Linked DNA regions of Mus musculus: region 2 is linked to region 1. The links are chromatin loops, found by intact Hi-C in ENCODE. Cell type or tissue: heart. All regions are shown on one strand. Links, peaks and the distances in the headings refer to the core of each region. The heading gives the core; the rest is flanking DNA. Region 1 holds the start of Zfp54 (zinc finger protein 54). Region 2 has its middle 11 kb from the start of Vmn1r235.

Region 1 (16,441 bases), core at 5,350-13,349:
AGTCACCCCAGTAAAACTCACTGCTCCACTGGGATTTAGAGATGACTTAGTTCTTTAAAACACTGTCTGTTCTTTCAAAGATTTACTTTGAATTTCTAGCACCCTCATATGGGCACTCAATCCGTAACTTCAACTCCAGGGTATCCAATGCCCTCTGCTGTCCTCTGCCAGCACCAGGAACACACATGATGCAGAGACATTCATGCAGAGAAAACATCCCTAAAGAAAAACCCTAACAGAACTCTCACTGGTTCACCACGTTGGACTTTATTGATTCGCAACTTTGGTTTTCCTTGGTTCTTTATCTGTGGTAGCTAGATGATTGTCATTGTTTCCAGAGGAATAGTGTCACATATCAGTGCTGAAATTGGATCACAGAGTACTTTTCCTGCATTTATTCATTTTTAAAGACTAATTTTAAAGATCTAGACTAATTGCAATAAAAATTTTTCTGGTTGTAATTATATATTTATTCATTTGTATATGCGTTCTTGACAATTTAAAAACCTGTGAATTTGAGAGGAAGCAGAGAAAGTGTGACTGGTCAGAGATAAGAAAGAAGGGAAATTATATACTAATATTTTTTAATTAACCATAAAGAAAAAATTAATTTAAAATTTTAAACTATTATAAAAATTATATCATACACAATTCTGAATTCTGTTCAAAACAAATGTGATATCTTCTGAAGATGAAAAAGTTACAAAAAGAATCCAAATAGAAATTATAAAACTGAAAGCTAAAGACACTAAAAAATGCAGATGGAAAAAAAGGGCAGTCATTGTATCTGGAGAAACTGCTAAATTCTCAATAATGGACCCACTCTTAATTGTATACCGTGACAGAAACCAAAACTGTGTAGCCCTCTATGTCCTGAAAAGGAAGATAAAAATCCCTTTTTGGACAGAGGTCCAGTCTTTCTCACCTTAGTGTACTTTCTTATTTCACCAAGGTTACCTTGTGTAAAAACGTTCATCTGCAGCAAAGGTGTCTATTTTTTTTTTCCTCCAATTTTTTTATTAGGCATTTACTTCATTTACATTTCAAGTGCTATCCCGAAAGTCCCCTGTAACCTCTCCCACCCCCGCTCCCTTACCCACCAACTCCCACTTCTTGGCCCTGTTGTTCCCCTGAACTGGGGCATACAAAATTTGCAAGACCAAGGGGCCTCTCTTCCCAATAATGGCCGACTAGGCCATCTTCTGCTAAAACTGCAGCTAGAGACACAAGCTCTGGGGGATATTGGTTAGTTCATATTGTTCTACCTATAGGGTTTCAGACTGCTTCAGCTCCTTGGGTACTTTCTCTAGCACCTCCATTGGGGGCCCTGTGTTCTATCCAATAGCTGACTGTGAAAGTTCACTTCTGTGTTTGCCAGGAACTGGCTTAGCCTCACAAGAGACAGCTATATCAGGATCCTTTCAGCAAAATCTTGCTGGCGTATGCAATAGTGTCTGCGTTTGGTGGCAGATTATGGGATAGACCCCGGGTGGAAAAGTGTTTGGATGGTCCATCCTTTGGTATCATCTCCAAACTAGGTCTCTTTAACTCCTTCCATGGGTATTTTGTTGCCAATTCTAAGAAGGGGATAATTGTCCACACTTTGCTCATCCTTCTTCTTGAGTTTCATGTGTTTTGCAAATTGTATCTTGGGTATTCTAAGTTTCCCGGCTAAAATCCACTTATAAGTGAGAGCATATCATGTGAGTTCTTCTGTAATTGGATTACCTCACTCAAGATGATATCCTCCAGATCCATCCATTTGTCTAGAAATTTCATACATTCATTGCTTTTAATAGCTGAATATTACTCCATTGTGTAAATATACCACAGTTTCTGTATCCATTCCTCTGTTGAGGGACATCGGGGTTCTTTCCAGCTTCTGGCTATTATAAATAAGGCTGCTATGAACATAGTGGAGCATGTGTTCTTATTACCAGTTGCAACATCTTCTGGATATATGCCCAGGAGAGGTATTGGGGGATCCTCCTGTAGTACTATACCAAATTTTCTGAGGAACTGCCAGACTGATTTCCAGAGTGGTTGTACCAGCTTGCAATTCCACAAAGAATGGAGGAGTGTTCTTCTTTCTCCACATCCTCCCAGGCAAATGCTGTCACATGAATTTTTGATCTTAGCCATTCTGACTGATGTGAGGTGGAATCTCAGGGTTGTTTTGATTTGAATTTCCCTGATGATTAAGGATGTTGAACATTTTTTCAGGTGCTTCTCGTCCATTCGATATTCCTCAGTTGAGAATTCTTTGTTTAGCTCTGTACCCCACTTTAATGGGGTTTCTGGAGTCCATCTTCTTGAGTTCTTTATATATATTGGATATTAGTCCTCTATCTATTTAGGATTGGTAAAGATCCTTTCTCAATCTGTTGGTTGCCTTTTTGTCTTATTGAGAGTGCCTTTTGCCTTACAGAAGCTTTGCAATTTTATGAGGTCCCATTTGTCAATTCTCAATCTTACACCACAAGAATTGCTGTTCTGTTCAGGAATTTTCCCCTGTGCCCATATCTTTGAGGGGTTTCCCCCACTTTCTCCTCTATAAGTTTCAGTGTCTATGGTTTTATGTGGAGTTCCTTAATCCACTTAGACTTGACCTTAGTACAGGGAGATAGGAATGGATCAATTCGCATTCTTCTACATAATACCGCCAGTTGTGCCAGCACCATTATGTTGAAAATGCTGTCTTTTTTCCACTGGATGGTTTTATCTCCCTTGTCAAAGATCAAGTGACCATACGTAAGTGGATTCATTTCTGGGTCTTCAATTCTATTCCATTGGTCTACTTGTCTGTTGCTATACCAGTACCATGCAGTTTTTATCACAATTACTCTGGAGTACAGCTTTAGGTCAGGCATGGTGATTGCACCAGAGGTTCTCTTATCCTTGAGAAGAGTTTTTGCTATCCTAGGTTTTTTGTTATTTCAGATGAATTTGCAAATTGCCCTTTCTAACTCAGTGAAGAATTGAGTTGGAGTTTTGATGGGGATTGCACTGAATCTATAGATTGCTTTTGGCAGGATAGCCATTTTTATTATATTCATCCTGCCAATCCATGAGCATGGGAGATCTTTCAATCCTCTGAGATCTTCTTCAATTTCTTTCTTCAGAAAATTGAAGTTCTTGTCATACAGATCTTTCACCTCCTTAGAATCACACCAAGTTATTTTATATTTTTTGTGACTATTGTGAAGGGTGCTGTTTCCCTAATTTCTTTCTCATCCTGTTTATTCTTTGTGTAGAGAAAGGCTACTGATTTGTTTGAGTTAATTTTATATCCAGGTACTGTACTGAAGCTGTTTATAAGGCTTAGGAGTTCTCTGGTGGAATTTTTAGGATAACTTATATATACTATCATATCATCGGCAAATAGTGATATTTTGACTTTTTCCTTTCCAATTTATATCCTCTTGATCTCTTTTTGTTATCGAATTGCTCTGGCTAGGAGTTCAAGTACTATATTGAGTAGGTAGGGAGAAAGTGGGCAGCCTTGTCTAGTCCCCGATTTTAGTGTAATTGTTTCCAGCTTCTTTCCATGTACTTTGATGTTGGCTACTGGTTTGCTGTAGATTGTTTTTATTATGTTTAGATATGGGCCTTGAATTCCTGAACTTTTCATGACTTTTATCATGAAGGGGTGTTGGATTTTGTCAAATGCTCTCTCAGCGTGTAAAGAGATTTTTGTCTTTGAGTTTGTATATATACTGGATTACGTTGATGGATTTCTGTATATTAAACCATCCATGCATCCCTGAGATGAAGCCTACTTGGCCATGATGGATGATCATTTTGGTGTGTTCTTGGATTCAGTTTATGGGGATTTTATTGAGTATTTTTGCATCAATATTCATAAGGGAAATTGGTCTGAAGTTCTCTATCTTTGCTGGATCTTTATGTGGTTTAGGTATCAGAGTAATTGTGGCTTCATAGAATGAATTGGGTAGAGTACCTTTCTGTTTCTCTTTTCTGGAATAGTTTGAGAAGAACTGGAATTAGGTCTTCTTTGAAGGTCTGATAGAAATCTGCACTAAACCCATATGGTCCTGGGCTTTTTTTGGTTGGGAGACTATTAATGACTGCTTCTATTTCTTTAGGGGATATAGGAGTGTTTAGATCATTAACCTGATCTTGATTTAACTTTGGTACCTGGTATCTGTCTAGAAACTTGCCCATTTCATCCAGGTTCTCTAGTTTTTTTTTGAGTATAGCCTGTTGTAGAAGGATCTGATGGTGTTTTGGATTTCTTCAGGATCTGTTGTTATGTCTCCCTTTTCATTTATGATTTTGTTAATTAGGATGATTTCCCTGTGCCCTCTAGTAAGTCTGGCTAAGGGTTTATCTATCTTGTTGATTTTCTCAAAGAACCAGCTCCTGGTTTGGTTGGTTCTTTGAATAGTTCTTTTTGTTTCTGCTTGGTTGATTTCGGCCCTGAGTTTGATTATTTCCTGCTGTCTACTCCTTTTAGGTGAATTTCCTTCCTTTTGTTCTAGAGCTTTTAGGTGTACTGTCAAGCTGCTAGTGTATGCTCTCTCTAGTATCTTTTTGGAGGCACTCAGAGTTATGAGTTTTCCTCTCAGGAATGCTTTCATTGTGTCCCATAAGTTTGGGTATGATGTGGCTTCATTTTCATTAAACTGTAAAAAGTCTTTAATTTCTTTATTTCTTCCTTAACCAAGATATCGTTGAGGAGAGTGCTGTTCAGTTTCCATGTGAATGTTGGCTTTCTAATATTTATGTTGTTATTGAAGATCAGCCTTAGTCCATGGTGATCAGATAGAATGCATGGGACAATTTCAATACTTTTGTATCTGTTAAGGCCTGTTTTGTGACCAATTATAGGGTCAGTTTTGGAGAAGGTACCATGAGGTGCTGAGAAGAAGGTGTATCCTTTTGTTTTAGGATAAAATGTTCTGTTATCTGTTAAATCCATTTGTTTCATAACTTCTGTTAGTTTCACTGTGTCTGTTTAGTTTCTGTTTCCACGATCTGTCCATTGATAAAAATGGGGTGTTGAAGTCTCCCATTATTATTGTGTGAGGTGCAATGTGTGCTTTGAGCTTTACTAAGTTTCTTTAATGAATGTGGCTGCCCTTGCATTTGGAGCATAGATATTCAGAATTGAGAGTTCCTCATGGAGGATTTTACCTTTGATGTGTATGAAGTGCCCCTCTTGTCTTTTTTGATAACTTTGGGTTGGAAGTCAATTTTATTCGATATTAGAATGGTTACTCCAGCTTGTTTCTTCAGACCATTTGCTTGGAAAATTGTTTTCCATCTTTCACTCTGAAGTAGTGTCTGTCTTTTTCCCTGAGATGGGTTTCCTGTATGCAGCAAAATGTGTCCTGTTTGTGTAGCCAGTCTGTTAATCTATATCTTTTTATTGGGGAATTGAGTCCATTGATATTCAGACATATTAAGGAAAAGTAATTGTTGCTTCCTGTCATTTTTATTGTTAGGGGTATGATTCTGTTCTTGTGGCTGTCTTCTTTTAGGTTTGTTAAAGGATTACTTTATTGCTTTTTCTAGGGCATAGTTTCTGTCCTTGTATTGATGTTTTCCCATTATTATCCTTTGAAGGATTGGATTCATGGAAAGATATTGTGTGAATTTGGTTTTGTCATGGAATACTTTGGTTTCTCCATCTATGGTAATTGAGAGTTTTGCTGGCTATAGTAGCCTGGGCTGGCATTTGTGTTCTCTTAGTGTCTGTATAACATCTGTCCAGGATCTTCTGGCTTTCATAGTCTCTGGTGAGAAGTCTGGAGTAATTCTAATAGGCCTGCCGTTATATGTTACTTGACCTTTTCCCCTTACTGCTTTTAATATTTTCTCTTTATTTAGTGCATTTGTTGTTCTGATTATTATGTGTCAGGAGGAATTTCTTTTCTGGTCCAGTCTATTTGGAGTTCTGTAGGCTTCTTGTATGTTCATGGGCATCTCTTTCTTTAGGTATGTGAAGTTTTCTTCTATGATTTTGTTGAAGATATTTGCTGGTCCTTTAAGTTGAAACCCTTCATATCCATCTACTCCTATTAACCATAGGTTTGGTCTTCTCATTGTGTCCTGGATTTCCTGGATGTTTTGAGTTAGGATTTCTTTTGCATTTTTCATTTTCTTTCATTGTTGTGTTCATGTTCTCTATGGAATCTTCTGCACCTGATATTTTCTCTTCCATCTCTTGTATTCTGTTGCTGATGCTCGCATCTATGGTTCCTGATTTCTTTCCTAGGGTTTCTATCTCCAGAGTTGTCTCCCTTTGGGTTTTCTTTATTGTTTCTACTTCCATTTTTAGATCCTGGATAGTTTTGTTCAATTCTATCACCTGTTTCGTAGTGTCTTCCTGTAACTCATCTACTCCTATTATCCATAGGTTTGGTCTTCTCACTGTGTCCTGGATTCCCTGGATGTTTTGAGTTAGGATCTTTTTGCATTTTGCATTTTCTTTGATTGTTGTTGTGTCCATGTTCTCTGTGGAATCTTCTGCACCTGATATTCTCTCTATCATCTCTTGTATTCTGTTGCTGATTCTCAAATCTATGGTTCCTGATTTCTTTCCCAGGGTTTCTATCTCCGGAGTTGGCTCCCTTTGGGTTTTCTTTATTGTTTCTACTTCCATTTTTAAATCCTGGATGGTTTTTTTTTTTTTCAATTCCATCACCTGTTTGTTAGTGTTTTCCTGTAACTCTCTAAGGGATTTTTGTGTTTTCTCTTTAAAGGCTTCTGTTTACCTGTGTTTTCCTGTATTTCCCTCTTAAAGTCCTCCATCATCATCATGAGAAGTGAATTTAGATCCATGTCTTGTTTTTCTGGTGTGATGGTGTATCCAGGACTTGCTAAGGTGGGAGAGTTTGGTTCTGATGATGCCAAGTAACCTTGGTTTCTTTTGCTTCTGTTCTTATGCTTGCCTCCTGCCATCTGATTATCTCAAGTGCTTGCTGCCCTTAATATATCTGATTGGAGCCTGTCGTTCCTATAACCCCAGTTGATTCAGGACGGCTCAGAGTCCAGCTTTCTCTGTGATATTTTTATTGTGGGCTCCTGTGAACCTGAGATTCTGGCTGTGTCAGAGTTTTTTTGCCAGTCAAGCTTCCGCTGAGACCCTGAAATACTGGTGGTGTGACCCAGCTCCTGTTATCCTGGGATCCTGTTGTCCTAAGATCCTAGGTGTGTTATAGTGCCTGGAAGTGGTATCTCCTTTGAGGACCATAAAGCTGTCTGGTCAGTGATCCTAAGATAGCGTGGAGAGTCCTCTGGGGACTGAGGGCATGTCCGCCAACTCGGTGCTGGTGCCAGCCAGAACGGACTTGTGCCCCTGGTCAAACTAGTTTTATGTTTCCCTTCTGCTGTCTCAGGTCTTGTGCGATTGGATTGGCACAGATGTTTTGTTCCACTCACCAGTGATCCTAAGATTGAGAGGAGAGTCCTCTGGGGACTTTGGCGGTGTCCATGGACTCCGAGCCCTAGATGACGAGGTGCTGGCCTAGTTGCAAAAATTTATTCTCTTTTTCTCCATCCCAGGGCCATGTTTGACCTCTGTGATGGCTATTTCTGGTTGTCAACTTGATTACATCTGGAATGAGCTACAATTCAGAAATGGAATGCACACCTGTGATCCAGATCTTGAAGCTGGAAGACAGGTTTCTGACCTGGATCTTCAAAATGGAGATCTTGAGGCATAGTGGCCATGAAAATCTTAGGTCCAGGCAAGGTAGTATCCACCTTTAATTCCAGGACACTGAAGCAGGCAGAGTTCTAGGCCTGGAACAAAGCAAGTCCCAGATCCAGGCGTGGTAGTACACACCTTTAATCTGGGCCACACCTTCTACTAGAGGGCTACATAAGGACACTGGAAGAAGGAAGATTCACTCTTCTTCAACCACTCACCAGCATATCTGTTGAAACCTACTTCCATAGAAGACCAGCTTAAACAACTAGCTTCATGGGACTGAGCAACTATTAGAATCTTGGACTTCCCATTCACAGCTTCCCATTGTTGGGTTAGTTGGACTACAGACTGTAAGTCATTACAATAAATCCCCTTAATGTATATAGAGATATTCCATAAGTTATGTGACTCTAGAGAATCCTAACTAAGACACAAGTTGGTACCAGGATTGGTTCTAGAGGAGCAGAAGTATAAGAATGAATGTCTTAAGAATCTGGAATCCGTTTAATAATTTGTCAGCATCTTCTAATTCACTAGGCACCTTCAACTCCTGAAATTTCTCCAGATACTTTCTCCCCTGGGAGCTTGGAGAATATAGGAGGCCAGTGGTGGAAACTATATGCAAATGCCTTTGATTATCTTGATTCATCAACTGTGACTGGTGTGAATTAGGTGACCCTGTACACGAAGTTTTCTACAATTTGGAGGGAAATAAGAAAACTGATTTGCCTGGCTTGTTGCTCTTAGTATCTCTGGACAAAAACTGGCGAGAGGGGCAACAGCACATTTGAAGAGTTTTGTTCTTGCCCTTTTCCTTGTGCCAGACCTTAGGGTTGGAGATACTGCTACTCAATTGAATGAATTAAATGTAATGGATTTAATTTTGCCCCAAGGTAACAAAGGCCAGGTGGCAGCATCGAATCACCAGAGACAAGGTGATCATAGTTATTATAGTGGGCAATGTAGACAAAACATTCATAATGACCTACCCCATAATGATCACAACTCTGCATTGTGATTACTGTAGTTTTTTACAGTGGTCTCTGTAGTAGAGAAAAGTTTCTTGATAAGGGGTGAAGACTAAGCTTATTCGTGGGCAGGAGAGAAAATGTTTAGTTTATTCTTTGGGATTATGCTGGGTTAGTACAGTCTGTTTTATCTCAAAGCACTTTTATCTTGAGTCACAGAAGACAAACTCCTCTCTGAATTAGGAAAATGGCAAGACCACCATCTAGTGGTGAAAGCCATGCAGCTCAAGATAAATTCACTGACTTCTTGAGACACCTATTTCTTTTCAAAATCCAAGTTCTTTAAATGTCTCTCCGCAAGTCAAATTTTCAGGATTTGGTTTTGACTTGTCATTTTTGTGTGTTGGGATTGTTTGGGATAAGTTTGTCGCTCACGGGCTGGTAGTCAAGTCGAGGTGTAAGGCTATCTTTTATCTGAAGGGTTCAGAACTCAGTATGGTGGTCAGATATCCGGGTGCAGCGTCCTGTCAGATCCAGTTCTAGTCTACGCTGACAGCAAACTTGTGGGGAGTCTGTGGAGAGCGGGTTCAGAGAAGCTTGACAGCTGGAACTGTGTGGACCGCAGCCTGAGACTGATAGGGAGGGACCTGTCTCCGGGGGGGTGGGGCCACTCACCGGAAACAGCCGTTGGGGACAGTATATGGGTGTGGAGGAAGTGTGTTGTGTGGAGGAAGTGTGTTGAATGGAGCTGGGATTAGAGGAGTGGCGTGATAGCTGGGACTGTTCTTTAGTGAACCTAGGTAAGTTGACTGAGGAGCCAAACCCAAAAGTGGCAAGGACGTCTTCCTCGAGGAACTCGCTGGCATGCACCGTGGAGAATCTTGTGATGCAGACCTGGAGTCAGAGGATACAAGAAGGGTTTCAAGGGGACGCAAAAAACTACCCTGAGCCTCAGGTGCCGCGCGGGGCATCCTGGGAGAGTCAGCAGGCAGCAGCCCAACCGGTGGAACCACAGCCCAGTGGGGGAGGGCTGTAACCTACCAGGTTAGAGGAGCTAAGGGGCTGGGAAAGGGAAGGAATCAGACAGGGGTGAGATATTTCCTCGGCTACTCATAAAAATGACAGCTCTCAAAATTCTGCTCTTCATGTCTTGCCCTTGCCCATAGATTTTAGACCATACTAAGTTGATGAATACTGATTTTTTTTCCATTTATTCTCTTGGCAAATTTTTCTTATAGAAGTACTCTAGTGGAGTATTTGAAACTATCTGTTAATATTGGCAAACGTGTTTGGTTTGGTTGTTGTTTTTGTTTTGTTCTTGTTATTTTGCTATGATAGAAAGGACAACGCTCCTGAAATTTACATTAGTCCACACTAATTTCTTTGTATACCTGGGAACTTGGCACCTACGGAGAGGTTTTAACTATCAGTAATGAAAGGAACATGTAAGGAATTTTTAAGAGCAAGGGCATCTTTGCAGTCAGGAGCAAAAGCAATACAACAAAGTCACACCACACAACAAACATCGTGCAAGAGATATATTGCAGATAAACAGAATGGCAGCTACTCTGAAAGGGAAGAGAGTTGGAAGGCTAGGCAGAGGGATGGGTGTTTATAGTGTCTTTGGAGCATGTGAAATGACGTACTGGAAAAGAACAGTGGGTCCTGAAGTATTGCTTGGTCATTAAAGCTGGAACAATGTAATCTGTTAACACTGAGTAATGAAGGGATTTCCAGGTTTTAAGGCCCTGGAGGCACTGAAATGACTAGCCTCCCCTCCTACCCCAGCATCATCCCCAGGTTTCTCTTAGGGCCATAACTGCCATTTCCAGCCCCTTGGGTCAGAAAGTGGCCAAGCTGCTGTCCTAAAGAGAAAGAGAGAGAGAGAGAAAAAAAAAGTCCATGATCAAGCTACAAAGGCTTCCATCATTTTCAGTTCATGATAAGTTCAGAACTTTATTAGTGTATATTATTCTCATTCCAATCATCCAGTTTCATTTCTACCCATAAGTTTTCAAGAAGCTGTGATTGGAAGTGAGGTTCACGCTAGACTAACTGAAAATGTTTTCTAAATATTTTTCAATATTCTGACACTGAATGGCATTTGGGGGATCATTGTACAGTCTTCAGTTTTGTTCCTCTTTATTGACTGAGCACAGTACTGTGCTAGGAATCCAAGTACAGGCTCACTGATCATCCAGATCAGCTCACCTGTGGAACAGAACACAGACCTGGAAGGTGGACAGGGAGGAGACAGTAGCTAAGGATCCAGGTATGTTGGGGGATTGGTCAAGGGAAGGCAAGGGGTTCAGGTAAATGTGGAAGTGGGCCATGAGATCAGTTTTGCCACATTCTGTTTCACTAGAAATAATTCTAGAGACTTCCACTGAGAAAAATCTCCTCAGGATTATCCTAATATAGAGATGAGAAGACTTTCTACAGAAGAATTGATACTAGGAGGCAATAAACTTTTACTTGATTGTACATGTGAGTGATGCTGTCCTTATTCCATACACATCACTGATCAGATCTTCAGAAATGGTTTTCGTTTCAGCAATTTTAATGTATTATAAAATGATGAAAATTAATCTCTAGATGTAGTGTTTAATGATTTTTGGAGCAAGAACAACAGGCACAGCTAACTGTTGAGCTATCTCTCCACCCCATTTTAAATGTTATTTATGTGAGTATAAATAATAGAAAATGGTATAAAACCATTCTAATCACTTTGATGTAGATGATGCAAAATCTTCAATTTACATAGGCATTTATGATTTTTAATAATTTTCTTTTAGTTATTGTTGTATGATTGTGTGAGTTCCTAAACATAAAAATACAGTCTACTCAGTCTGTATGTTTTCAGGGATGTATTGGAGAGCCACATGGTGGACTATCTCTGGGGAAGACTGTTTCTCCAATTCTCAGAATTCTTTAGTGTTTGACTAGAATCGAGGTCTAGTGATTTTTCTCCCTGCCTTATCAGCATGTCTCTTGGTGTTGCCCTTGTTCAGCTTATGTTTAGACAGTCATGTTTGTAAGATTTCAAGAATGTAGCTTTTCTGACATTTCTTTTTTTTAAAAGATTTATTTATTTATTTATTATATGTAAGTACACTGTAGCTGTCCTCAGACACTCCAGAAGAGGGAGTCAGATCTCGTTACAGATGGTTGTGAGCCACCATGTGGTTGCTGGGATTTGAACTCCTGACTTTTGGGAGAGCAGTCGGGTACTCTTACCCACTGAGCCATCTCACCAGCCCCTTTTCTGACATTTCTAAGAGACACAGTCTTAGCACAAATATCCTGTTCCTCTTGCTGTTAAAATGCACTCTTCTGCTGCCATCCCTTCTCAGTGATCCCTAAACCTTAGATACTGGACTTGTGTTGTTTATGTGTAAGCTGTGGCTGAGCATCACAACTCTGCATTTTGACTGGTTGTGATTTTCTGTATAATCTCCATGTGTTCCAAAAAGACCTTTCCTTGATGAAAGATGAGAGACCATTTACATATGAAAATTATGATGAATATATAGAGTACTGCTATTTGGGATTATGCTGGCTTAGTAAATTATTGGTTGTAGCTTCTCCTCCAAGGTCCATGACTTGGTAAGCCCTGGGGAAAACTGTCTAGGTTTCCAGTACTAGGTGTGATTTCCCACTTATTGAGGTCTTAGGTCCGATTCGAAGCTGTTGGTTACTGCCAAGGTATGTGTGCCACTCTTGCATCCTTGCGATATAATGCAGTACAGATCATTGTTATGGTTCATTGGTGTCATTGCTGGGTAGGACTGTTGGTAAGCTCTCTCCTTTGGAAGCTTGCATGTTGCCTTCTAGTACCATGAAAGCTAGTCCCCAGGGAGGACCATTTAATGTCAGATCTAACTTGAGACCTGGATTCTGTATATGAATCTGATAGCATCTTTAACAATGGGGCCTCACTATCTACTGCTGGGAGAGAACCAAAGGCAAAATCAATAGCCTATAATGTTTTGGAAATCTCTTAAACAACTGTGACCAATAATCTAAAAGGAGCTTGGTATTGGTAGTTTTATTTTTTAAAAAAAATCTATGGCTCTTATAGGGACTATTATCAACCTAAATGGGAAGCTTTCATTTATATACTCAATATATGTGTATATACAGACAGGCACTTTTCATAGTTGGATTATATGATTCCTTCTTACTTTTCAGACATCCTTCGCTATTTTATCGTATTTTTTGTGTTTATATTTGTTTCTTAAATCCCTACTCCTGTTTTTCCTTCTTCCCCTTAATATCACTTTTCCCTATTATCGCTTGTCTATTGCTCCCCCATATCCCACCATGATCTGCTTTTATATTTCTTGTTACTGCAGTTACTTCAGGTTGAGAACTCACATCTGAAGGGTTGGAGCTAGGAACTTTCTATGAGGCAGAACATGCAATGTCGTTCTAGGTCTGTCTTAGCTCACTCAGTATAATCATTTCTAGGTCCATCCATTTATCTGAGAATCTGAGTTCAGTTTTCATAACAGCTATGTAATATTCCATAGTGTACATGTACCACATTTTCACTATCCATTTGTCAGTTGAAGGATATTTACGTTGTTTCCAGTTGTAGCTATCGTGACTATAGCAGCAGTGAACATGAGAGAGCATGTATCTGTAGAATAGAATGTATAGTTCTTTGAGCATATATCAAGGAGTCAACCATCTGGGTCATGTGCTAGACTTATTTAACTGGAGGATTTGTTTATTTAATTGAGGATCCTCCATGATGATTTCCAGAGGGGTTAGATTTTGATGCTCATAGGTTTTTTTTATGTTCTTCCTAGGTGGATTATTGGTAGAATTCTTCCTTCTCTGAGAGAATTGGTAATTTGCTTTCTTTTTTATGAGTGGCTATTTTGATTTGCCTTATGGATAATTCCTGTATATACTTTACCTGTAACTTTCTATGACCTGTTGCTACTATATCCTATGTACTGTGAAATCCAATTGTGTTAAATATACTTATGTCTCCTTAATTTTGAGAGAATATTTTCTGCATGCAGTATATGGTTGATAATGGTTTTCTCTTCACACTTTAAATGCCTTTCAATGCTCTCCTGGCTTTGGGATCACTTACCAGACACCGGGTAATATTCTGTTGCTTGGATCTCTTCATGTGGTACGACATTGTTCTTTATCCACATTCAGTACTAATTTTACTTCTCCTGTTTGACTCCTCCATATTAAAGGTCCACTTGTCATCTATTCATTATTCTTCAAAGAGAAATTCAAAGAAGAGAAACAACAAGAAATGGCTGATTCTTCAGTCAACTTGTCCCAGGTCAGTGTTCATATGCACTCTTTTTCTAACACTGTTATAGTTTGAGACATTGCAAGTCTTTAATTTTCTGCTTTTGATAATTTAACTTTATCATAAAAAAATATTGGAAACAAACAAACAAAAGCACATACTGAAATTAACCAACCCAAAGACTATACAACTCAATACACTTTTATGCAGTTATAGTAGTCATTGGGAAAGAAGCTCTGGAGCCTTGGATGTGATTTTATGTTTTCAATATATCTTTATGAACTGATCCACCACTAAAACATGTGACAGAACTAGAACTAGGAAGCAATTATCTTTAGATTCTTTTTCATAGCTGGTGGTCATTACTTGCATTCAGTGGTACCTCAATCCCTAATATTTAAACTTTTTGTGTTTTCTTTTCTGCATGTTCTGCTGTGCTCCTCTGTACATTGTTTTCATATAGATATGTTATTGGCTAGATTCTGCATATGACCTCACTTAATAGTACACATACTTAAGTCCAACCATTTTTCTGCTAATTTTGATTATATTTTTCTCTTTAGTAGAATAGTATTTCATTTTATATGTATCCATTTTCATTATCCATCTGTCTGTGGACTAACAATTAGATTGATTCGAATTCTTTCCTATGGTGGATAAGGCAGCAGTATGCACGGGGTATAAATATCTCTAGAGTAGGGTGTGGACTTTGCTAGATATATCCATAGAATTGTAATAGCTAGTAATAATATGATTCCATCTCTAAATATTTGAATAATTTCCAAACTGATTTTTACAATGGCTAAATTAATTTTCAAACATCAACACACACACACACACACACACACACACACACACACACACACACACTCACCCAAAGAGTGACTAGGGTATCTTTTTCTCCACAGTCTCTCTAACATTTGTTGTCAGACTGATTAACAGCCATTCTGCCTGGGGTGAGGCACTAATTAAAGTGGTTTTGCTTTGCATTTCTATGACAGCATTTATTGACCATTTGTGTTTTTTTCTGTTCAAAGTGTCTGATTTCAGTTCATTTGCCCATTTGTTGATTGGCAGTTTTATTTTTATTTATTTTTTGACAGGCAAGTATGTAATGCTATATTGTTTTCATAAGTGACTCCTGCTTACACTGAGTAAATTGTACATAGCTTTCCAACAGTACTTGAACAAGAAGTCTACAAGAAACAGCTTCATCGGGGGCTGGAGAGATGGCTCAGTGGGTAAGAGCACTGACTGCTCTTCTGAAGGTCCTGAGTTCAAATCCCAGCAACCACATGGTGGCTCACAACCACTCACAATGAGATCTGATGACCTCCTCCGGTGTGTCTAAAGACAGCTACAGTGTACTTACATATAATAATAAATAAATCTAAAAAAAAAAGAAAGAAACAGCTTCATACCTCAAACAGTTTCATGTGTGCCTTGTGCCCATGGGCTGACAACAAGTCTCAGTGTCCACTGTGGTGTTCTTAGATTGCCAGTTTTATTTCCTTGGTTTCTGTAACTGTTAGTGAATTCTAGATATTAGCCACAATCCAGAGTGTTGCTGGTACAGATTCTCTCCCATTCTGTTGGTGTCTGTGTGCCCTGCTGATAATTCCCTTTATTGGAGAGAATCTTTACATTCATATTGTCCCTCCTGTTGATACTTGGGTTAAATCCTGTGCTGTTGGTGTCCTTTCTATTCAATAAGTCCTTGCCCATCCCAGTATCACCAGGATGGTGCAGTTTTTTTTTTTATCTGTTTGATAGTGTCTCAAACATTTTAAAATTAATTCCATAGATTACTTGCTTTTTATGTTAATGTTAAAATAGCCAGTATGTAGTATTGATTCACTCCTCCTTACAGTGGGGGAAAAAAGCCAAAACTGTTCCACAATGAATCAATCATATATTCTTCCTTCCATATCTACCTCTTAACTCCATAATGATGTACATTGGACATCCCAAGCGAGCATTGTAGATTAGAATCATGCAAGGCCCCAGTACAGACAGGATTGATTCAGAGTCAGTATTCTAGGGTGATCTTCAGGTACAGCATTTCAAAGCACATTTCCATGTCATGAATTTTCCTTCTCAGACATGTGCACTGTGATGCAGTGAGACATAAACACAGTAGTATAACAGATACTTAGACATGTCCAGACCTGAAATGTTTGTCTTGTTTCATGGATATGCTGTGAGACTATTGTTTAACCCTGTTTTCACAGAGTTAGAACATGTATTATGGAGTGTAGCTATGTTAGAAATCACCTGACTAAGTAACTGTCTTTGGTCATCTACATCCAAAATTTATTTAAGTCCCTATCTACTCAGGAAACCACTCTCCCATATATCACATATTCAAATTAAATTTTTTTGTTGTTTTGTTTTAGGGTCTGTTGACATTCCGGGATGTGACTGTGGACTTCTCCCAGGAGGAGTGGGAATGCCTGGACTCTGCTCAGAGGGCTCTGTACATTGAAGTGATGTTGGAGAATTACAGCAACCTGG
Region 2 (16,441 bases), core at 4,823-12,822, 150 kb before region 1:
GGGGCAGCATTGGTCTCCTCCTTTTCCTGACTAGGCTTGGCAGGATACTGTAGATGGTACATGTTTCTAATTTAGCAAAATATCCTTTTACCTGTGTGCCCCAGCAACTGTGGTGGCGCACACCTTTAATCCCAGCACTCGGGAGGCAGAGGCAGGCGGATTTCTGAGTTCGAGGCCAGCCTGGTCTACAAAGTGAGTTCCAGGACAGCCAGGGCTATACAGAAAAACCCTGTCTTGAAAACAAAAACAAAAAACAAAACAAAACAAAAAAAAAAACCCTGACTTTCCAAAGAAACCAGATGTTTCCACTTCACTTAAATTTAGCCAGGAGGGATCTTACTGAAAGTCACCACTCCCTTAATCTGTTTATCTGCTTGAAAATAGGATCCAGCTCCATTTCTCTTCTTGGTGCCTCTTTATTACTTGAACCATACATTTTATATTTTTCCTATCCCAGGTAGCCCCTTTTCTGTTGCAGGAAAAATAAAAAGAACAGCAAGTTCCCACACTACAGTGAGCTACTCTCTGCCCTGATGTTGGTCTCCACTGCCTCTGTCTCTGTCTTAGCCCTAGCAGTGACCAATCACAGTTTTCCCAGCTCCAGTTCACCTGCCTCAGGACCACGTGACTCTTCTCAACTATTTACCCCCAGCTGCTACTTGTCACAAGTCCCCTTAGTCCAGTAAATCCAAATTCTAGAAGCTTATAATTAACCAGTCAGATTTATATAACAATAACTTCTCAATTCAAAAGATGCCCACACAATAATTTCAGAGTCAATTAATAATGATACAAGCTGCCCATCTAGATTAGACAAGTTACCCCATTTATTCTATTCCTATATATTATAGATACCTGTGACTATTTAAAGCCACATTGAATCTGAATCATCCTGTTCATCCTCCATGTTGTTTCCTTCTATCATGTCTCCTCAATCTCTGGTTCTACAACTCTTAGCTCCTCCTCCCTTTTCCCTGTCTAATCACAGGCTTCCAGTTGTATTAATACTTAAATTAATTGGACATGGAAAATTCTGCTATGCTTTTCATTTTCATCAGGATTTATACATAAGTGAGTGTGCTTTAAAAATATTTCCCAGCTTTACAGACTGGGTGTATATATCATGCAGGCAAACATTCATATGCACACACACAAATAAATAAATAGATCTAAAAATAGCTAATGAAAATGCTTGTATATATGCATACATATACATGTAATACACATATACATGTGCATATAGGAATAGTGTAACATATAGAAAGGAGAGCAAGAAAGGGTAAATATTAGCTGTTGAGCAAGGAATCAAATGAAAGCAAGTAATGACTTCTTGTCATGAAAAGGATATAAAGCCAATTGTTAACTTCTTTAGTTTCATCTCTTACACTTTTCTCTTAGGTTTTGGTGGTAGATATATACATAAAAATATTTTTGGCAAAGAAAGTGGGGAATCTAGTCTGAAGGCCCGTAGCTTCAGAAAGGCAGTTCTAAGTTTATAGAAATTAATTGAGATGTATGGTCTATGGGTCTGGTTAATCTTCTTGTATGAATATTTATTCATATGCTCTTTATAATAAAAATTAAGTGAACAGAAGATATGAGATATTTAACTGTAAAAAACCAAAAACAATAATAACAACAAAAATCCCACTCTTCATAAGAACAAAATCTCTGGGCTTTTTCCAAGAATTCCTTTGTTGATGCAATTGCTATTAATCTCTTTACCTTAGCTTCAAGTAGACTCTTTAAGACAAGAACAGCCTGCTCTTCTGCTTTCTGATGGGATAGACTGCTTGCCAATCTGCTCCCCTGAGGACACCATATCCTGAGTCATCCAAGAAGATCAGCTGCCCTCAGAGAAGTTGGTAAGAACCCCCTGTCCCCATCCCAAGTTCCAGAGCTGCCACTGGGAGCCCAGTGGACTTTGGACTCATCACCCACCAAAACCCCAACCGAATACCACTACCTTTCCTCCCAGTCCTTTCTGCTGGGACAGACTGTTCCCCTGAAGACACCATATCCTGATTCATCCCAAAGATCTCCTACACTTTGAGAAGTCTGGCCACTGACATCACAGCCTGAGGCATGCCAGAAGATCTGCTACACTCAGTGCAACTGAGCAACAGGCCCCACAGTCTGAAGATTTCCTGGGGGTTCTGTGGCATGCAGGGCAACTGACAGACTGAAAGCCTCCAGGGAGTTCTGCTGAACACAGGGAAACAGAAACCACAGTTCTTAGGCCCCTTTGGAGAACACCTTCACACAGGACAGCAGCTTGACTGCTCTTCTGAAGACCAAACAGTCTGAAGGCATCCCAGGAGATCTACTGCAGCCAGGGCAACAGATCAGCAGTTTCTCTGCCTCTCTGAAGAGCACCGAGTTGAAAGGCCCCACAGATGGTTTGCTACAGCCAGGGCCATAGATAGGCCTACCGTGAAACCTGAAGAAATTCAGGGACAATTCCAGAGTCACACAGACCAGCAAACACCAGGGATAACCAAATGGTGAGAGGCAAGTGCAAGACCATAGGCAACAGAAGCCAATATATGTGGGCATCATCAAAACCCAGTTCTCCCACCACAGCAAGCCCTGAATACACCAACACACCTGAAACTCAGAAAGCAGACCTAAAATCCTATCTCATGAAAATAATAGTATTTTAATGAGGATATAAATAACTCACTGAAAGAAATACAGGAAAACACACATAAACAGGTAGAAGCCCTTAAAGAGGAAAAAAAATATAAATCCCTTAATGAAATACGGGAAAATATAATCAAACAAGGAATTGAATAAAGCAGTTCAAGAATGAAAAGTTGAAGTAGAAACAATAAAGAAAACATGGATGGAGCCAAACCTGAAAATGAAAAAACAAGGAAAGGGCTCAGGAATTACAGATGCAAATATCACCAAAAGAATAGAAGAGATAGAAGAGAGAATCTCAGGTGTAGAAGATATTGTAGAACATATTAACACAACTGTCAAAGAAAATTCAAAACATAAAAATCTCATAACCCATAGCATCCAGGAAATTCAGGACACAATGAAAAGACCAAGTCTAAGAATAATCAGAATGGAAAGAAGAAGAAATAAAGGTATCACTATTTGCAGGTGATATGATAGTATACATAAGAGATACAAACTTCTACCAGAGAACTTGTCCAGCTGATTAACAACTTCAGCAAAGTAGCCAGATATAAAATCAATCAGTAAAATCAGAAAAATCAATTAATCAAATAAATCAGTAGCTTTCCTTTATACAAATGATATACGGGCTAAAAAAGAAATTAGGGAAACAACTCCCTTCACAATAGCCACAAATAATATAAAATATCTTGAGGTAACTCTAACCAGTCAAGTGAAAGACATGTATGATAATAACTTCAAGTCTCTCAAGAAAGAAATCAAAGAAGATCTTGGAAAATCTAGAGATCTCCAATGCTCATGGATTGACAGAATTAAGATACTAAAAATGGACATCCTACCAAAGGCAACCTACAGGTTCAATGCAATCCCCATCAAAATCCCAACACATCTTCAAAGACATGGAAAAAACAATTCTGAAATTTATCTGGGAAGGCAAAAAAAAAAACCAGAATAGCCAAAACTATTGTTAATAATAAAATAATTTCTGGGGAAATCACCATCCCTGACCTCAAGCTGTATTGCAGAGCAATAGTGATAAAAACTGAATGGTGCTGGTATAATGACAGGCAGGTAGATCAGTGGAATAGAATTGAAGACTCAGAAATGGACCCACACACCTATTGTCACTTGATCTTTGACAAAGGAGCTAAAACCATCCAGTGGAAACAAGAGAGCATTTTTAACAAATGGTGCTGGCTCAACTGGCAGTTAGCATGTAGAAGAATGTGAATTGATCCATTCTTATCTCACTGTACAAAGCTCAAGTCCATGTGGATCAAGGATCTACAGATAAAACCAGATATACTGAATCTAGAAGAGAAAGTGGGGAAAAATCTAGAACACATGGGCACCTGGGAAATTTTCCTGAACAGAATACCAATGGCATATGCATTAAGATCAAGAATTGACAAATGAGACCTCATAAAATTGCAAAGCTTCTGTAAGGCAAAGGACACTGTCAATAAGACAAAAAGGCAACCAACAGATTGAGAAAAGATCTTTATCAATCTTACATCTGATAGAGGGCTAGTATCCAATATATACCAAGAACTTAAGAAGTTAGACTCCAGAGAACCAAGTAACCCTATTAAAAATGCAGAACAGAGCTAACCAGAGAATTCTTAACTGAAGAAACTCAAATTGCTGAGAAGCACCTAAAGAAAAATTCAACATCCTTAGTCATCAGGGAAATGCTAATCAAAATGACCCCAAGATTCTACCTCCCACCAATCAGAATGGCTAAGATCAAAAACTCCTTTGATAGCAGATGCTGGCAAGGATGTGGAGAGAGAGGAACAGTCCTCCATTGCTGGTGGGTTTGCAAGCTGGTATAACCACTCTGGAAATCAGCCTGGCAGTTCCTCAGGAAACAGGAAATAATTTTACCTAAGGACCCAGCTATACCACTCCTGGGCATATATACAAAAGATGCACCTACATATAACAAGGACACATGATTCACTATGTTCATAACAGCCTTATTTATTATAGCCAGAAGCTGAAAAGAACCCAAATGTCTTTCAATAGATGAATTTATACAGAAAGTACCGTGCATTTACCCAATGTAGTACTACTCAGCTATGAAAAACAAGGACTTCATGAACTTCTTAGGCAAAAGAACGGAATTTGAAAATAGCATCCTGAGTGAGATAACATAGTCACAAAAGAATACCTTTGGTATGCACTCACTGATAAGTGGATGTTAGCCCCAAAGCTCAGAATACCCATAATACAATTCACAGACCACTTGAAGCTCAAAAAGAAGGTAGACCAAAGTGTGGGTGCTTTGAAACTTCTTAGAAGAGGGCCAAAATACTCACAGGAGGAAATATGTAGACAAAGTGTGGAACAGAGACTGAAGGAAAGGCCATCCAGACACTGCCTTGACTGGGGATCCATCCTATATACAGCCATCAAACCCAGACACTATTGTGGATGCCAAGGAGTACTAGCTGACAGGATGCTGATATAGCTGTCTCCTGAATGGCTCTGCCAAGGCCTGACAAATACAGAGTTGTGTGCTCACAGTCAACCATTGGAATGAGTACGGAGCACTCAATGGAGGTGTTAGAGAAAGGACTGAAGGAGCTGAAAGGGTTTGCAATCCCATAGGAAGAAAAAGAATGTCAACCAACAATACCCCTAGAGCACCCAGGGACTAAACCACCAACCAAAGAGTACACATGGAGGAACCCAGGGCTCCAGCTGCAAATCTAGCAGAGGATGACTTTGGCATCAATGGGAAAAGAGGCCCTTGGTCCTGTGAAAGTTCAATGCCCCAGTGTAGGGGAATGCCAGGGCAGGAAGTGGGTTTGGGTGGATGGGTGGGTGGGGGAACATCCTCAGAAGCAGGGGGAGGAGGAAGGGGATAGGGAGTTTCAGGGGGAACTGAGAAAGGAGATAACATTTGAAATGTAAATAAAGAATATATCTAATAAAAAAGAATATGTTATGTTCTTGTGATAACTATTTCTAGAATATGTGTCACTTGTGGCTATGAGGTAATTTTCTTCCTAATAGAAAAAACTTCATCTTAAAGGGTATAAAATTGGATTAAGAAAAAATCTTTTGAACTTGCTTCAACCATTCTGTTTGTGTGCTTTTGTGTTTGGTTTCTTCCCTTTCTCTTCTCTAATCACTGGCTGCCATAGGGAGCAGCCCTTGTCAGTATCTGGACTGAACCTTGCCAATGCCACTTTGCTTCCTGTCCTGGTTTACCCTATTCCACCATCAAAGCCAATCTTTGACATACTCCTTTAGTAGTATGAACAAGGTGTTGACCACAATCAGATACTTCAGAATCAAATCTGTGGATTTTAATCTAGATGTTGTGAAAGGAGGGCAGAGTAGAAAATAAGAGAAAAATTCCCAAGTATTCCAACTAGAGTCTGTGATAAGTAGACCAACCCCATTGCAAGATCCATGAACTGCATTCTGTCCACTGCATTGTCTGATCATAGACTTCAGAACCAGAGGACCCTACATGGAAGTATAGGATGGAGGCAACATTTATTATGTCAACCAAACTACAAAATGTTCAATTGAAAATGATTCCAGCTGGGCAGTGGTGGTGCACACCTTTAATCCCAGCACTTGGGAGCCAGAGGCAGGTGGATTTCTGAGTTCAAGGCCAGTCTGGTCTATAGAGTGAGTTCCAGGACAGCCAGGATGGCACAGAGAAACCCTGTCTCAAAAAACAAACAAAAAAATCAAAAAAGAAAGAAAAAAGAAAGAAGAGAAAGAAAAAGAAAATGACTCCAATCTCAAGACTATTTACATCAAAATAATTTTCTTTTCAAAGTTCATTTGGTTATTTAATTTCAAGTGTATTGTGTATTCTGTGTATCCCTGTATTCCACAAATATGTTGAAGCCTGAATAGGACAGAGGAAGGCATAAGTTGCCCAAGAACTAGAATACAGTTTTTTGAGAGCCTCCCCATTGCTTCACAGAATCAAACTAACTAAGCATTCTGTAAGAGAAACTGAAGTCTTCACTTCACCACATCTCCTGGCTAGCTTCCTTTACAAATGCTTTGAAAATGGTAGAGCTAGTCTTGAAGCTTAGAAAAAGCCATCTCTTTTTTTTTTCATAAACTCAAATCAAATTTATTTTAATTAAAAGTTTCTGAATCCATTCTTGGAAATCATACTGCCTTTGTCCTCACATATCTATGCAGAGGATCATGGAGCTGTTTTCTGTTAAAGATGGAGAGAATACCTTGTGACTTGAAACTTCATGCCCTATACAGGGTGTCAATAGAAAACATGAGCAAGAAACTTTGGTCGATTGAACCACAATCCTACTCAAAAAAAAAAAAAAAAAAGACTCTTCAAATTGTCTAAAATATTTAATCTAGGTTTTAAATTGTCATTTCATTTTGGATATGTGCTATCTACTTATAGACTTTATTATAAAACATTTTGATTTGTATGTAAAAGTTTATTATATAAAGTGTTGTCAATTATTAGGAATATTAGGGACTATAAATTAGAGTCGGTGGCACATGTTTTGGAATTATCTCAGATCTTCAAAAGTTGAGGTAATTGAGTTAGGAGTTCTAAACTACCCTTAGGTACTTGGCATCTGTAAGGCTAGCTTGAGTTATGTGACTTCCTCCCCTGCACATCTCCTGGCTAGCTTCCTTTACAAATGCTTTGAAAATGGTAGAGCTAGTCTTGAAGCTTAGAAAAAGCCATCTCTTTTGTTGTTGTTGTTGTTGTTCTTTTATTGAAGATAAGAGACTTTTCTCATACAATATATCCTGATTATAGTTTTTCCCTCCTTCTAATCATCACAGCTCTTCTTATTTCAGTACAGGCTTGAAATTAGAATAGTGTGCTGCTTTTTGGTAGAGGTTGGTGTTTTGTGGGGGTGTTGGTGTTATAACTGTAAACTTGACACAAGCTAGAATCATTAGGAAAGAAGAAACAAGACAGCAAGAGCAAGGGAGTAAGCAGAGTTCTACTAAGGTCTCTGCTTCAATTCCTGCCTCTAGATTCATTCCTAGCCTGGCTTTCCTCCAGGATGGACTGTAAGCTGTAAGATTAAAGAAACCTTTCCTCCCTGTGTTGCTTTTGATGATGGTGCAGGTCACACAAACAAGAAGCATTCTGGGGCAAACAGTTTTCATTAGACAGTTGCATTTATATTAGCCAGATACATTTCTGGGAAAGTCATTTAGCAAAGCAAACATATCTGCTATAGGTTTCAAATGATATTTGGTGATTGTTTTCCTTAGAGAGATTATTGGAAGCTAGTGGTCTAAGCAACTGCATTTCAAAAATTTAAGCTGAGAGAAATTTAGATTTTGGCTCAAACACAGAGGTTGTCGGTAATAGCTCTAAGGGGACTAGTGATAGCTTGAGAAAAAAAAATGTTCTTGATCTCCTACAACTGGCTGACCCTTATTATGAAAAATCAATCAATCAATCAATCAATCAACAAATTAGCCTTTTTATTCTTTAGCACATTTATGATTGGTTCCAGAAAAAAACCCATTTTACAGTATTAAAGGTCTGAGTAGAACTTACATAAACATTTTGACCCCAGATGTCAATTTCACTATTAAGTCAAATGAAGGATATTAGCCTTGTCTGAGGATAACTTGAGTTTCCAGTAATGTCTTACTAGCCTAATTTGTCCTGGAGAGTCAATGTCCTAGAGAAATTCAGACCCACTGATGATAATTGGCATTCATTACTTTTTCATGTTTTTAATACTTTTCCAGCTTATAAAAGAAGTAAAAGTCAGATCTTGACGTCCTCCTGGGAATGAGAAAGATATCTCTACAAGGAAAGCAGTAATTTAGTTATGTAAACAAATGAGTGCTCCATGCAAGCCCTCTTTTCAGCATGTACCTATATAAACTATTCTTATTTTATTATGGGACTATTATGTTTCCTACACTACTCTCAGACTGATCCCACAGATATCTGTGTGTATTCAGTGTTCCAGGACTATTTTATATCTTTGAGTAACTGGAGTCCCAATTAATATTGGACAGCAGGTTAATAAATAGGTTTCATTTTTATTATTAGATATTTTCTTTATTTATATTTCAAATGCTATCCCCTTTCCTGGTTTCCCTTCCGAATATCCCCTATCTTATCCCAATGGAGGAGCTAGAGAAAGGACCAAAGGAGCTGAAGGAGCTTGCAGCCCCATAGGAGGAACAACAATAATTGGGTTTCAACAGGTGTCAGAAAATTTCAAGTTTGTAATTTCAGAATTCGCCACAAGGTGGCTATCACAGGCTGTTTCTGTAAACTCCAAGGTGGTTATAGACCTGCTCCATCAAAGCAGCATTTTCCTTCCAGCCTGCACCTCTATCTGCAGTCTCACCACTCGCAGGTCCAGGCCCACAGCTCTGCCTGGCTCCTGGGAAGTCTGCTCTTACCCAGGAGAAACACCTAGGCCCCAATCCTCAGACATCTGTGACCCCAGCGAGCCTAGCAGCCCTGAGGTCTGCCCAGTCCTTTTAGAGTTCCATCTTCCTTCCAGTCCATAGCTCTACCTGTAAACTTGAAACAGCACTCCATTTCTCAACGCACAGTTATGCCTGACTCTGCAGCGGGGCGGGGTTGCATGGATGCTGCTCATACCCAGAGCAAACAGTACCAAAAGCCTGCTACTTACAGGGACAACCAGATTGTTAAAGGCATGGGCAAGAACATAATTAACAGAAGCCAGTCCAAAATGGCACCATCAGAACCCAGCTCTCTTACTAGAGCAAACCCTAAATATCTTAACACACCTGAAGAGCAAGAGTTTAAATCTCATCTTATGAAGATGATAAAAGCCTTTAAAAAGGAAATAAATCCTTTATAGAAATAGAGAAAAGTACAATCAAACATGTAGAATCCCTTAAAGAGGAGACAATTAAACTCCTTAAAGTAATAAATAAAATACAATCAAACAGGTGAAGGAAATGAAGGAGATGTTCAGGATTTAAAGATGGAAAAAGAAGCCATAAAGAAAACACAAAATGGAGGCAAATTTGAAGACAGAAAATCTATGAAAGAGAATAGGAATTACAAATACAAGCATCATGCACAGAGTACAAGAGATGGAAGAGAGAATCTCAGGCATAGAAAATACAATAGAATTTGATACATGGATCAAAGAAAATACCAGATCTAAAAAGATTCTAATACAAAACACCCAAGAAATTTAGGAAAATATGAAAAGACCCAATCAAAGAATAATAGGATATCTTTCTACTGATCCTGCCCTACAGAGTTTTGAATTGTTTTTGAACAACAGCTCTGCAATTTAGGTTGATTTGAAATTCCAAAGTCCAATAATCAACCTGCCTCAGCATTCCACCCGGTAAGATGACTGGTCTAAGCAAGCACACTTGCCTGAGTTCCTGTTTTGTTTGTTTGTTTTTCACATGTGACCCAGATGGTCCTAAGTACAAGCAGTATAGACATTCCTGACAATACACACGCACAAAATATATTTTTTAAAAAGGGGACTGTAGAGGACCTCATGGCAAATAACTTGTTGCAACTATAAAATCTGTTGTGGAATAAACAGCTGAGTTGGATGGTCTCTTGATTAGTATTAGGCAGGAGTTCTCTAGCTGTATTCAATTGAGGAGAGTCCTTGGCTAAAATCACAAACCCTGGGCACTCTCTTTAATGTTGCATGAATAATATATATTGACACATGCCTGCATTCTCAGAATTCAAAGAATTGAGGCATATGGATTAGAAGTTCAAGGTTATTTTTGGCCCTGTAGTCGGTTTGAAGCCAATCTTTGCTATATAAAAACTATTACATAAGACAATTATAAAGCTCTGTAGCTGAGGGAGAAAGAACCCTGGTCTCTCTGTCAGAAAGTCTTTCAAATACCAGATCAGTACACTGAGTAGAAATAAGAAAATCAAGAATGGGTGATAAGCCAAGAATTGTTATACAACCCCCTCTCCCCCAGCATCTAAGAACAAGGGTGGAGCTATTGAGTTTTGGGCCCAACTGCTCTGCACAAGAATCACTGGGAGTGACTGCTGCTGTGACTACATTGGGGAAACAGAACCTGAAGAGGTCACCTCCAGAACCCAGATATGAACCCCAATGGGGTGATAGTGACACCAACCCAACCACAAAACCTTTAAAGCAGAAATTATCCTGTCTACAAATAGTGTAGGTAATGGGGAGGGATCAGAGAGTGAGGGAATGGCCAACTAATAACTGGCCCATCCTATGGGTTAGCACCAATTGCTAACACTGTTAATGATATTCTGATATGCTTGCAGTCAGTAGCAAGTTGTCATCTGCTAGGCATCACCCAGCAGCTGACTCAGACAGATACAGACACCACAGGAAAACAGGGAACAGAGCTTGGGGCTTCTTGCAGAATAAGAAGAAGGATTGCTAGCTCTGAAGGGGATAGGAATTCCACAGGAAGACCAACAGAGTCAACTAACCTGAACCCTTGGGGCTCTCAAAGTCTGAAGCACAAACCAAACAACAAACAGAGGCTGTACCCAGGCCTTCTGAGTCATATGTGCACATATGCAGCTTGACCTTCATGTGGGTTCTGAACAAATGGAACAGGTCTATCCCAAAAGCTCTTGCCTGTATGTGGGATATGTTCTACTAGATGAACTGCCTTGCCTGGATGACCTCAGTGGGGAGTATGTGCCTAGTCCAACAGAGACTGGAAGTACCATGGTTGAGGAGAGATATCTAAGGGGGGTCCCACCTGCTCATAGGAGAAGTGAAGGGGAAGGGGAAAAGAGCATGGGAGAGGGTGACTGGGAGGGGGACAGTGGGCAGGATGTAAAGTGAATAAGAAAAAATTAAATTAAAAAGTTTCATGATGGCTATATAAGATAAGTAAACTGATAGCAAAGACCCATTGACAAGGACAACATCTATACAACTCATTCAACATGGAGAATCGTGTACATGGAGCCTTCTCCCCAGCTACTATAGTGTTGGGGGCAAGAAGGTACTCTGCAGGTTACCAAAGAGAAGTGCCCATAATCTAGCCTAAAGAAGGCAGACAAAGTGGCTAAAGAATAAGACTAGCCTGTTTATTTAAAAAAATTTTAGGGTATCCTACATGCCGGATGAGTCCTGTTTCCAAAAACATGAATACATGAATGAATATACAAACTAATTACTGAATAAAATTTGAAATAAGTGTTTTAAATGCCAAAGAAGTGGCCCAGTGTGAAAATGCTTACCTCTTTTTTATTTTTTTCAATTTTTTATTAGATATTTTCTTCATTTACGTTTCAAATGCTATCCTGAAAGTCCCCTATACCCTCCCCCCCGGCTCACCTACTCACCCACACCTACTTCTTGGCCCTGGCATTCCCCTGTACTGGGGCATATAAAGTTTGCAAGAACAAGGGGCCTCTCTTCCCAGTGATGACCTACTAGGCCATCTTCTGCTACATATGCAGCTAGAGACACAAGGTACTGGTTAGTTCATATTGTTGTTCCACCTATAGGGTTGCAGACACCTTCAGCTCCTTGGGTATTTTCTCTAGCTCCTCCATTGGGGGTCCTGTGTTCCATCCAATAGCTGACTGTGAGTATCCACTTCTGTATATTTGACAGGCACTGGTATAGCCTCAAACGAGACAGCTATATCAGGGTCTTTTCAGCAAAATCTTGCTGGCATATGCAATAGTGTCTGTGTTTGGTGGCTGATTATGGGATGGATCCCCGGGTGGGGTAGTCTCTGGATGGTACATCCTTAACTCTTAGCTCCAAATTTTGTCTCTGTAACTCCTTCCATGGGTATTTTGTTCCCTATTCTAAGGAGGAATGAAGTATCCACACATTGGTCTCCCTTCTTCTTGATTTTCTTGTGTTTTGCAAATTGTATCTTGGGTATTCTAAGTTTCTGGGCTAATATCCATTTATCAGTGAGTGCATATCAAGTGAGTTCTTTTGTGATTGGGTTACCTCACTCAGGATGATATCCTCCAGATACTTCCATTTGCCCAAGAATTTCATAAATTCATTGTTTTTAATAGGTGAGTAGTACTCCATTGTGTAAATGTACCACATTTTCAGTATACATTCATCTGTTGAGGGACATCTGGGTTCTTTCCAACTTCTGGCTATTATAAATAAAGCTGCTATGAACATAGTGGAGTGGAGCATGTGTCCTTATTACCAGTTGGAACATCTTCTGGCTATATGCCCAGGAGAGGTATTGCTGGATCTTCTGGTAGTATTATGTCCAATTTTCTGAGGAACCGCCAGACTGATTTCTAGAGTGGTTGTACAAGCTTGCAATCCCACCAGCAAAGGAGGAGTGTTCCCCTTTCTCCACATCCTCGCCAGCATCTGAAAGTGCTTACCTCTATCATCCATACATTACCATAGAAAATGTGAGATTATAAAAAAAATAATAATAAAGGGTTGCAGAAGTGGCTCCAGACTTAAGGGCCCTGGCTGTTCCCAACTTTCTAAGGAAACATAATATTAATTTTTATAGTGGATATGTGGGGCAATGAGCTATGTACAGACAGGCTGGTCTCCAGTCGAGCTGAGGCTGTCAACCCTGGTGAAACCCAGTGGTGATAATTCACCTACATGGGACAGAAGTTGTTCCCTCATGTCTCCTGGACTTCTGGTTCCTGTTGAAGTTACCACCCCCACACCCCCCAACAGGGAAATCATGGCTAGTAGTCACATACCTAGCAACAACAAGATAACAAGCATAAGATGACAAGATAACAAGATAACATAAGATAACAAGATAACATAAGAGGGGCTGCTTGGCCCTTCCTCACTCTCTTACTCTCTCTCCTCAGTCTCTTAAACTTTTACTTTCCTTACTCTCTCCCTCTTTCTCTATCTCTTACTCTCTCTTTCTTACACTCTAGCCTTTCTTCTTTCTCCCCCTTTCCCCCTTCTCTCCTCTTGGCCATGGCCGGTCTCTCTCTCTCTCTCTCTTTCCATCCTCGCGCTTTCCCCTCCCTTTTTAAAATAAAGCTCTAAAACCATAGACTGTCTCTGTTCATCAAGGCCCACTGTACTTGGATGATGGGATAAGCTTTCTCCTAAGGAGCTGTGCCTAATCTCCCATCAGAAGGCCTTCCTGTGCTCCAGCCACTGACTGGACTAAAGACTCTTGCCTGCATGGGAACCTCTCTCTTCCTGCACTATTTCCCATAACACCAGGGCCAAGGGTGCCGCCCTGAGGCCCCTGGTATCAGGGGCTACCCCTTGTCCACCCCCCACTGTGTGGGGTCAGTGACTTAGATGCCCACCTGGGGCCAAGTGGAAAGCTTCCGGCAGTCCTCCCATGTCCATCTGCCCAGAGCACAGGAACTTTGGCCAGACATGGGCTCTCTCCCTCCTCCCTCCCTCCCCCAACACCCAGCAGCCCCACAGTGGATACACTCATTTTCATTCTGACCATCTCTTAGGGAGTGTTCCCCTTGCTCTATATCCTCTCTATCATGAGTTGTCTTAGACACTCTGACAGATATAGGATGGGATATCACACTAATTGTGATTTTCATCTCCATGACAGCTGAGGTAGATGAACACTTATAAGTGTTTGTTCCTCAGCCATTTGCATTCACACCCATTTATTCAGAATTCATCTTTTATCTCCAACATATTTTTAATTGTATTTGCTGGGGTCTACATTATTCTTGCACTCTTTTAAGACTTCCTCAGATCAGGAGTAGGTAAAAATCCTTTCCCATTTGGTAGTCTTCAGCCTTTTTCAAATTTTGGTGTCCTTTGCCTTACAGAAAATTTATGTTTTATAAGGTCAAATTTATGAACTGTCCATCTTAGTGCTTACAATATTGGTGTTCAGTTCAGACACATGTCTTCTTTGTCACTATGATGAAGGCTATTTTCTAATTTCCCTTCTATCAGGCTAAGAATATCTGGTTTTATGTTCAGATCTTTGATCTGCATGTATTTGAGTTTTGTGGAGAGTAATAAGTATGAAGCTACTGCATTCTTCTACATTAAGTCATCCATTTGACAAGCACCATTTGTTGAAGCTGCTAACATTTTTTAGTAGCTTTGCCTTGCTTTTTTTTAAAATAAAAATGCAATAGTGTCCATATATGTATGAAATTATGTCTCATCTTCACTTCTATTCCATTGGCCAACATGTCTGTATTTACACCAAATTCCACATGATTTTTATTACCATTCCTCTGTAGGACAACTTAAAATTGGGAATAAAAGACCTCAAGCAGTTCTTTGATTTTTTTAAGAATTGTAGTTAGTCTTGAGTTTTGTTTTTCCATATGAAGTTGAGAAATTTCATTTCAAGGTCTATAAAAACAGTGTTGAAATTTTAAAGAGTTGCATTATATATTATGTGTATATAGCTTTTGGATAGGATTGTTATCTTTACTATGGTAATTCTGCCAATCCAGGTTCATGGGAGATCTTCTATCTTCTGAAATTCCTTTTATCAAAGATTTTCTATTTTAATTTGTACATGTCTGTCACTTGCTTAGTTAGACTTATCCAAAGATTTATTATATTATTTGAGGTTATTGTAAAAGGTATTGTTTCCTGAATTTTTTTCTCAGTCCCTATGCCATTTGTATATAATAGGGACACTGATTTTTGTGAATTAATTTTGTGTTTGACTACTTTGCTGTGGAAAGTGATTATGAGCTGTAGTAATTCTCTGGTGGAATTCTTATGGTCAGTTATGTATGTGGTAATATCATCTATAGATAATGATGATCTGACATTCTTTACAAATTGTATCCTTTTGATCTAGTTGTCTTTTTTTTTTTCTGTGATATTCTCTTTTTTTTTTCCTTTTTTTAAAATTAGGTATTTTCTTCATTTACATTTCCAATGTTATCCCAAAAGTCCCCCATGCTCTCCACCCCCCTCACTCCCACTTCTTGCCCTGTTGTTCCCCTGTACTTAGGCATATAAAGTTTGCAAGACCAATGGGCCTCTCTTTCCACTGATGGCCGGCTCGGCCATCTTCTGATACATATGCAGCTAAAGACACCAGCTCCGGGGGAGTACTGGTTAGTTCATATTGTTGTTCCACCTATAGGGTTGCAAATCCATTTAGCTCCTTGGGTACTTTCTCTAGCATTCCTACATTGGGGGCCTTGTGATCCATCCAATAGCTGACTGTGAGCATCCACTTCTGTGTTTGCTAGGCCCAAGAATAGCCTCACAAGAGACAGCTATATCAGGGTCCTTTAAGCAAAATCTTGCTAGTGTATGCAATGGTGTCAGTGTTTGGAGGCTGATTATGGGATGGATTCCCGGGTATGGCAATCTCTAGATGGTCCATCCTTTCATCTCAGCTCCAAACTTTGTTTCTTTAACTCCTTCCATGTGTATTTTGTTCCCAATTCTAAGAAGGGGCAAAGTGTCCAACTTTGGTCTTCGTTCTTCTTGAGTTTCATGTGTTTCGAAAATTGTATCTTATATCTTGGGTATTCTAAGTATCTGGGCTAAAATCCACTTATCAGTGAGTATATATCATGTGAGTTCTTTTGTGTTTGGGTTACCTCACTCAGGAAGATACCCTCCAGATCCATCCATTTGCCTAGGAATTTCATAAATTCATTGTTTTTAATAGCTGAGTAGTAGTGCATTATGTAGATGTACCACATTTTCTGTATCCATTCATCTGTTGAGGGACATCTGCGTTCTTTCAAGGTTCTGGCTATTATAAATGAGGCTGCTATGAACATAGTGGAGCATGTGTCCTTATTACAAATTGGAACATCTTCTGGATATATGCCCAGGAGAGGTATTGTGGGATCCTCTGGTAGTAATATGTAAAATTTTCTGAGGAACCGCCAGAC

The links. Hi-C counts contacts between places; a loop is a spot of excess contacts. Peaks named below come from ENCODE experiments on the same cell type or tissue, not always from the same donor. Only the 100,000 strongest peaks of a DNase experiment are listed, where the experiment ranks them.
Region 2: it touches region 1 in a loop (8-fold over the local background); 36 of 42 quality-filtered maps call a loop at or near these places.

The regions. Positions count from the first base shown.
Region 1 is chr17:21,413,872-21,430,312 of GRCm38, forward strand. Zfp54 (zinc finger protein 54) reads left to right here and starts at 9,373. Exons shown (of 5, transcript NM_001379357.1): 1 at 9,373-9,446; 2 at 13,461-13,500; 3 at 13,866-13,957; 4 at 16,324-16,441. The coding sequence starts at 13,928. In heart, for the core only: a CTCF peak has its summit at 8,920 (motif pointing left); a DNase peak (open chromatin) is centred at 9,320; H3K4me3 peaks cover 1,289 bases; H3K27ac peaks cover 831 bases; H3K27me3 peaks cover 356 bases.
Region 2 is chr17:21,263,391-21,279,831 of GRCm38, forward strand. It overlaps the pseudogene Vmn1r-ps149. Among named protein-coding and RNA genes, the nearest start is that of Vmn1r235, 11 kb to the left of the region's middle. In heart, for the core only: a CTCF peak has its summit at 8,877 (motif pointing right); no DNase peak of the experiment used is centred there.